Linked DNA regions of Homo sapiens: region 2 is linked to region 1. A link is a loop called in an ENCODE intact Hi-C map of the cell type or tissue named here. Cell type or tissue: PC-9. All regions are shown on one strand. Links, peaks and the distances in the headings refer to the core of each region. The heading gives the core; the rest is flanking DNA.

Evidence for each region. Hi-C counts contacts between places; a loop is a spot of excess contacts. Peaks named below come from ENCODE experiments on the same cell type or tissue, not always from the same donor. Only the 100,000 strongest peaks of a DNase experiment are listed, where the experiment ranks them.
Region 2: a loop joins it to region 1, with 4 times the contacts of the local background. A loop is called at or near these places in 7 of 110 quality-filtered maps.

Annotation. Positions count from the first base shown.
Region 1 is chr5:32,766,819-32,769,730 of GRCh38, reverse strand. All of the region lies in intron 3 of NPR3 (natriuretic peptide receptor 3), which reads right to left. Among named protein-coding and RNA genes, the nearest start is that of NPR3, 57 kb to the right of the region's middle. RefSeq lists an enhancer at 810-2,009. In PC-9, for the core only: no CTCF peak of the experiment used is centred there; a DNase peak (open chromatin) is centred at 1,430; H3K4me3 peaks cover 291 bases; H3K27ac peaks cover 1,648 bases.
Region 2 is chr5:32,712,578-32,715,489 of GRCh38, reverse strand. All of the region lies in intron 1 of NPR3 (natriuretic peptide receptor 3), which reads right to left. Among named protein-coding and RNA genes, the nearest start is that of NPR3, 2.7 kb to the right of the region's middle. In PC-9, for the core only: no CTCF peak of the experiment used is centred there; a DNase peak (open chromatin) is centred at 1,399; H3K4me3 peaks cover 872 bases.

The sequences.
Region 1 (2,912 bases), core at 135-2,634:
GCTGGAAGAAAGTGACCGAGTTCAATGCTTAGCTAGGCTGTCCTGGAGCTTTGCCTTTGGTGTTCACGGGAACACAAGCATAGCACACAGTAGTTCTACCTTCCCTACCACAGACCAGTGGTTCCCAGTGCAAAGGAGGGAAACTAAGGGTGCCAGGCAGCATTTCTCAAGACTCTCTTGCAAAAGACATGCCTTCTAACCACCCATTTTGGTTGAAGGGGAGATGAGAGAAAGGGAAATTTGGATGGAAAGTAGGTAAGAGAAGAGATGGGCCCATCATAGGCTTGTCCCTCATCATAGTGAACAATGGCTGGACCACCTTCTCTGACCTGAATTGAAACTGGTCCAGCCCTCCTGGACCACTGGAGGTGGTAGATAGCAGAAGGAAGTAGTCTGGGAGTGCTGTGTGCATAGCACGAGGGTTAAAGGACATTCTGCATTTGATGAACACTTTACAAATATAATACAGTACCTAGACTTTAAAAATAGAATATCGATTTTTGTTCAATTTCCTTTTAAATCATTAAAATAAGTGTACAATTTAGGGTCACAGCAGCAACTGCCATAAACCAAGTAGCCTCACAGCCTCCTCAGCACCAAACAGAGGGAGGTCTCTTTCTTACTGACAGAGACCCCAATTCCTGTTCTATAGTGGGCCTGTCTTCATGGAATTCTCACTTGGTCACTTGATGACGTATTTTAGCCTTGAGGAAAGTTAAGCTGAAAATCTGCGCCTTTATCCCAGTGGAACTCTGGGAAAATGCAAAGGGCAGGTGACTGACAGGAAGCACCACAGGGAGAGAGCTGGGGTCTTCATCTACAACTCTGTGCATAGTGGAAGCATCTCTGAACCCTCTGGCATACTTCTTGCTCCCCCGACTGAAGTTAGAACTTACTTAGGGTGGGATCTGACCTAAGTTTTCCAAATAACTGTCCCCATCGTGGACTCAGCTCTGAACTGGTAGCAATGCACTGGGCTGGCAAATTAACTTGGACCTTCCTGAGGTGTGGCTGCCTGCAGACTGTTTTCTCTCTCATGACCTAGAACAGACTGGATCATTAAACAAAAGCAGTCTTAGGAAGATCATTAGGTAGAGTTAGGGCCCTCATTCACCTCCTGTAATGACAGGGACAACAGAGGGTCACACAGCTGGCACACGGAATCCAGAGGCATAAGCACACCTCAGCAAGGAAAGCTGGTCTTGTTCATGGGAAGCAACAAGGAGATCTCTGTAGGCATCAGTTTTTGGAATTGGTGGGTATGGAGCACAAGTAAGTGAGAATGACTTTTGAAAATTCTCCCAAGGCTCATGCAGGGAATATGGTCATATGATATATTTGCCCTTTGGATGTGTCACACATGCGTCATATACAGATGCTTCTCGTCCCATCACCCTCTTGAAGGCTTAGTTGAGAAATGCACATACATAATGACACAATCGTTCCTGGCCTTCAGATGACCAAGTGAGTGATGTTTGTCCTAGGCCCTGATGATTCACCAGTGCCAGCCAGACATGCCTCTGAAAGGCTGGTGACCCAACCCCCACAAGACTGCTCGGGACACATGCAGGCCTCTCTTCCCTGAGGTCTGTGTCCTGTCAAGGCACGAAGTTGAGGTAGGCAAAGGCATAAACCAAAACCCAACAGGAGAAGGGCGGGAAGAGGAGCAGGATCAGGAGCAGGCATCCCACTCACCCTGCAACTGTGCCGGGCAGCAATACAAACAGGAAGAGGGGTGATCAGGTCAAACGGAGGTGGAGGCAGGGAAAGAGGAGGGGCCCAATTTCTGGCCTCATTACTTCTGATCGTCCAAAATCAGAAGGAGCATGTAATTCTAATTTCTCTGACTTCATGATACCCTCTTAAACTTGTCCTGAGAACTTCGGACAGCTTCCCTTGAACTTTTTGAGTCACCTAGAGATGTGTTTACAAAGAAGAGATGAACAAAAATACAGGTTTTTATATGGATGGCTTTTTTTTTTCATTTCTGCTTTATACCCTAAAATGAAACTTCCCTGTTTTTATTTAAGCAATTTCAAGGTGTGGTGAGGACTAAGCTAAGATCCAGAACCCCAACTCCAACAGTTTAATTTTGTCCAATTCTTAATTTAGAGTTTCCCAAGCTGTATTCCACAGAACAGTAGCCTTCCTTGAAATGTTAATGAATGGTTCTAGAAATAGAAGTATTTTGGTTAAGCAGGTTTACAAAATGCTAAATTAAACAAAGTCAAGCAGTTCTCTTCACTGCTGGGCAATAATTGTAATAGCCAACTTTTATTGAACACCTACTATATGCTAGGAGTTATGTAAACATAGCTTGAGTTCTGTTGCACCTTACAAAACATTCATAGATGGGTACTGTTATTATCCTATGACAGAGAGTCTGACCAACCTCCGAACAGGAAAAAGAGATCTTGGTCAGTGGATGGGGTCAAAACTCAAGAAAACGTTGAGTGGGCAAGTTTTTAAGAGTCTAAAGCTGGCTTGCCCAGTTATAACATTTATCCTATTGACACATTTGTTCAGCCAGCAAATATGATAAAACAGTTTTGTGCTCCAGTTTGTGTTTTTAATTGGCCAATACTTGGGTGGCTCTACAAGTGAGCATGTATGCTGTGAGAGACAAATGACACAAGACTAAGACTGACAATGTCCTTCAGTTGCTGTGACTGAGTTGACCTCCAACCCATCATCAGGGTGAGGGAGGAACAGAAACTGCACCTGGAGAGGGAATGAGAGGGCAGAAGATGGAAGAGAAAGGACAAAACAGTACGTAAGACAACAAGCTAATTGTCCCTCATCTCAACCTGGTCTTTAAACCAACAGCTAACAACAGCTTGACTCAGGTCAAGTGAATCAGGATTTCTGCTAAGTTGTGAACTCACCAAAGATATCTCTAAATAAGCCAGACG
Region 2 (2,912 bases), core at 92-2,591, 54 kb after region 1:
ATTGATGCCCCTGTTTTTCTTTCTACAGTATGCCATGTGAAATTTTAGTCGCATTATTATTTGAGATGCTGGCACGGTCAGTTTTTTACTTGTTCAAACATTTGTGATTTGGTTTTAAAGAGAAACTTAAGTCCAAAAAAAAAGTAATACCAATGTTCTCACCAAAAGAGGGAGGAACTCTCTCTACTTTAATTCATAATACTTAATAGGGAATTTTCAAAAGCAAAAATACTGTCAGTTGCATTTTCACACTTGGGTGAGAATATCAGTTTGAAGAGGCCTGATTCTCACCCCACACATTGTTTCACAGAGAAGAAAACTCACATAAGGAGGCCAGCCAAATCCAGAGGCATCTGCATCTCAGCCCAGGGTTCTTTCCCATGGCATGGCCTCACCCTTGGGGTAAAGGTGATTATCATCATATATAAAATAATAACTACAATGAAACCGCACATTTATTGAGCACTTCATATTCTTCTGGCAGTGCTCCCAGGCATTCCTGGGTTAGCTTCTGTAACCCTCACAGTTTCCCAAAGACGTGGGTGCTCTGACTACCCCCACTTTACCTAAGGAGCTCGAGGTACAGAGGTTTCATAGCAGTCCAAGATCCCCCAGCCGGTGACTGAGCCAGAAACTTCACTGCAATCATGTACCGAAGCCCTATTTAATACATTAAGTGCTTACGGTAAAGTAACTGTGTTACTTCAATGTATTTTTAAAAGGTCCCCTAAGAGAGCTTTGTTATCAAGTAACTTTTTCTCTCGAGTGTAAGGAATTTCGGGGTGGAAGGATGATTAGAGGCGATTGGAGGACGATTAGAGGAGAAACTGTTTTGTTTCCTATTTCTAAATATCTGCCAGGTCACTGTTGGAAATACTTTTTAGAGTAAGAATTGTAAAATCCTAACCTTATCACTTGTAAAATATACAGGTCAGTTAAGCAAACTTTCACCCCTCAATGCAAACTTGGAAAAAAAAAAAAAAAGCAAAGAGACTTCGGAACGTCTATGAGGCTTTTGGAATTAAAAAATAATTCTTACAGCCGACTGCAGCCCTAGTCCTCAGAAGCCCGGGGCGCACCAGTCCCCAGGCCCACCAGGGCACTGCTGTCCGCCCAGCCCCAGGCCTCAGCCACCACTGTGAGGGCGAGGGGCCCCGGGGCCGCGATCTGCCCTCCTCTGGTCTCACACATGCCCTTGGTTTTGTATCCCAGGCCACGTGCGCCGGGGCAGCCGCTGACATTGGGATCTACAGGGTAGTGACATTACGGACGAGTCAGCAAACCGCGGATCTCGCCCATAGGGGGACACACCCCCAGTCCCAGCCGGCCTTGGGAAGTCTCTGACTTCTAGCGCCTAGCCCTCGAAAGCCGAGAACTGGAGAAGCAGGTTCCGGGAGCCTTAGCAGCCCGGGGCGCAGACACCCCCGTGGAGGCTGCAGTAACCTGGCGACTGGGACTTGGGAGTGTAGATGTGGGTTCCTTGCCGAGGCGTGGCAGGCGTGGCAAGTCCGCAGCCGTTGGACACACGTGCCCTTTTTCATAATCGGCAAAGCCTGCGCCCCGCCTGCTTGGCTGGTAGGAATTCGGCACAGACAGCCTGGAGTTCCAGAGCTCAAAATTTGGCCATGCATTCCCACTGTCAAACACCTCTCGCCTCTTTGCTCTAAAGGGTGAGTCCGAGGTGGCCAAGATGGCAAGGCGGTGACAGCAGCGCCATTATCGATGGCTTCTCTGTCCACTCTCACCTGTTCCTGGGGCCTTCGGCCTCAGGTTGCGCTGTCCCCTACGACCAGCGCCCAGGTGCTCGGCCATGCCAAGTTGTGGACTAGCCCGGCGCCTGGCTCAACTCCGCTCCCCTTCGGTCTCATCCGCGTGGCACTGGGGTCTCGGGGAGCTTTGCCGGGATTGCACCACTCACATTCCAGGCGCGTGAGCGCCAAGGGGGAGCAGAGACGGGATTCCCTCATCGCAGTGCTCCTAATCCCTGACTAGAGGGAGGAGGGATCGGCGCTATACCGGCATCTCAGTCCGCCTTCCCTCAGATTCTACCCTACCGTAAAATGGGCCACACTGGCGATTACACGTCCGCGTCCCCCCGCTCCCCGAAGCCATAGCCACCATCCTCAGCCTCGAGCTCTTTGTCCAGTTTGGGTTTTATTCCAACACCCAAAGACCCATGGAGAAAACTTGGGGGACAGGTGGAAAGAAGGTTCAGCGCTCGTTTCTTCAAAAGGCACTCCCGCAAAGCTTAGCTCTGGGCGCATTAGAAACTGCGTTGCAGAACACTCTGGGAGAAGTGAGTGTCGCCAGAATTCAGACACACAGGGGCATTTTTGGTGGAAACCACAGAAGCTCGTTTATAAGGGGCTGGAAGGGAAATGAAAGGAATGAGAAGAGTGAGTCAACAAGCCTTTAAAAGAAACCTGGGGTCTGTGGAAACAACAGTCAGAGAAACCCCAAGAGCGGGCGAGCTAAGTGGCGACGCCTCGCTGCGAGGCGTCCGCGGACGCTTCCGCACTAAGTGGGGGCGCACGCTGGCAAAGGACTGGGGAACAAGTTCTTTCCGCCTCGGATGCTTCAGACCCTGGATGGAGCCAGGCACTGGGAGTGCGCCCCCTAATCACCAGCCCGGCGCTGGCAAAGTGGAAACTGGGAAGAAAAAACATCGAAGTGTTTGACAGCACCTGTTGGACCTGGGCACGCAGGAGCTACAGACGCCCTCTCCTCCAACCCCTTCACCTCCCTGGGACCCTCTACGTACACCGCGATGGGCGGTCGTCAAAGGTTGTCGCAGCCACACGGCGCATACCTGAACGAGTGCCCGCGCGCACCCGACCTCAGCGCCGCAGTGGGGAGTGGGGTCTGCAGAGTGGACGAGTGTGCAGGGAGAGCCGCGGAGAGCGGTTGGGTTA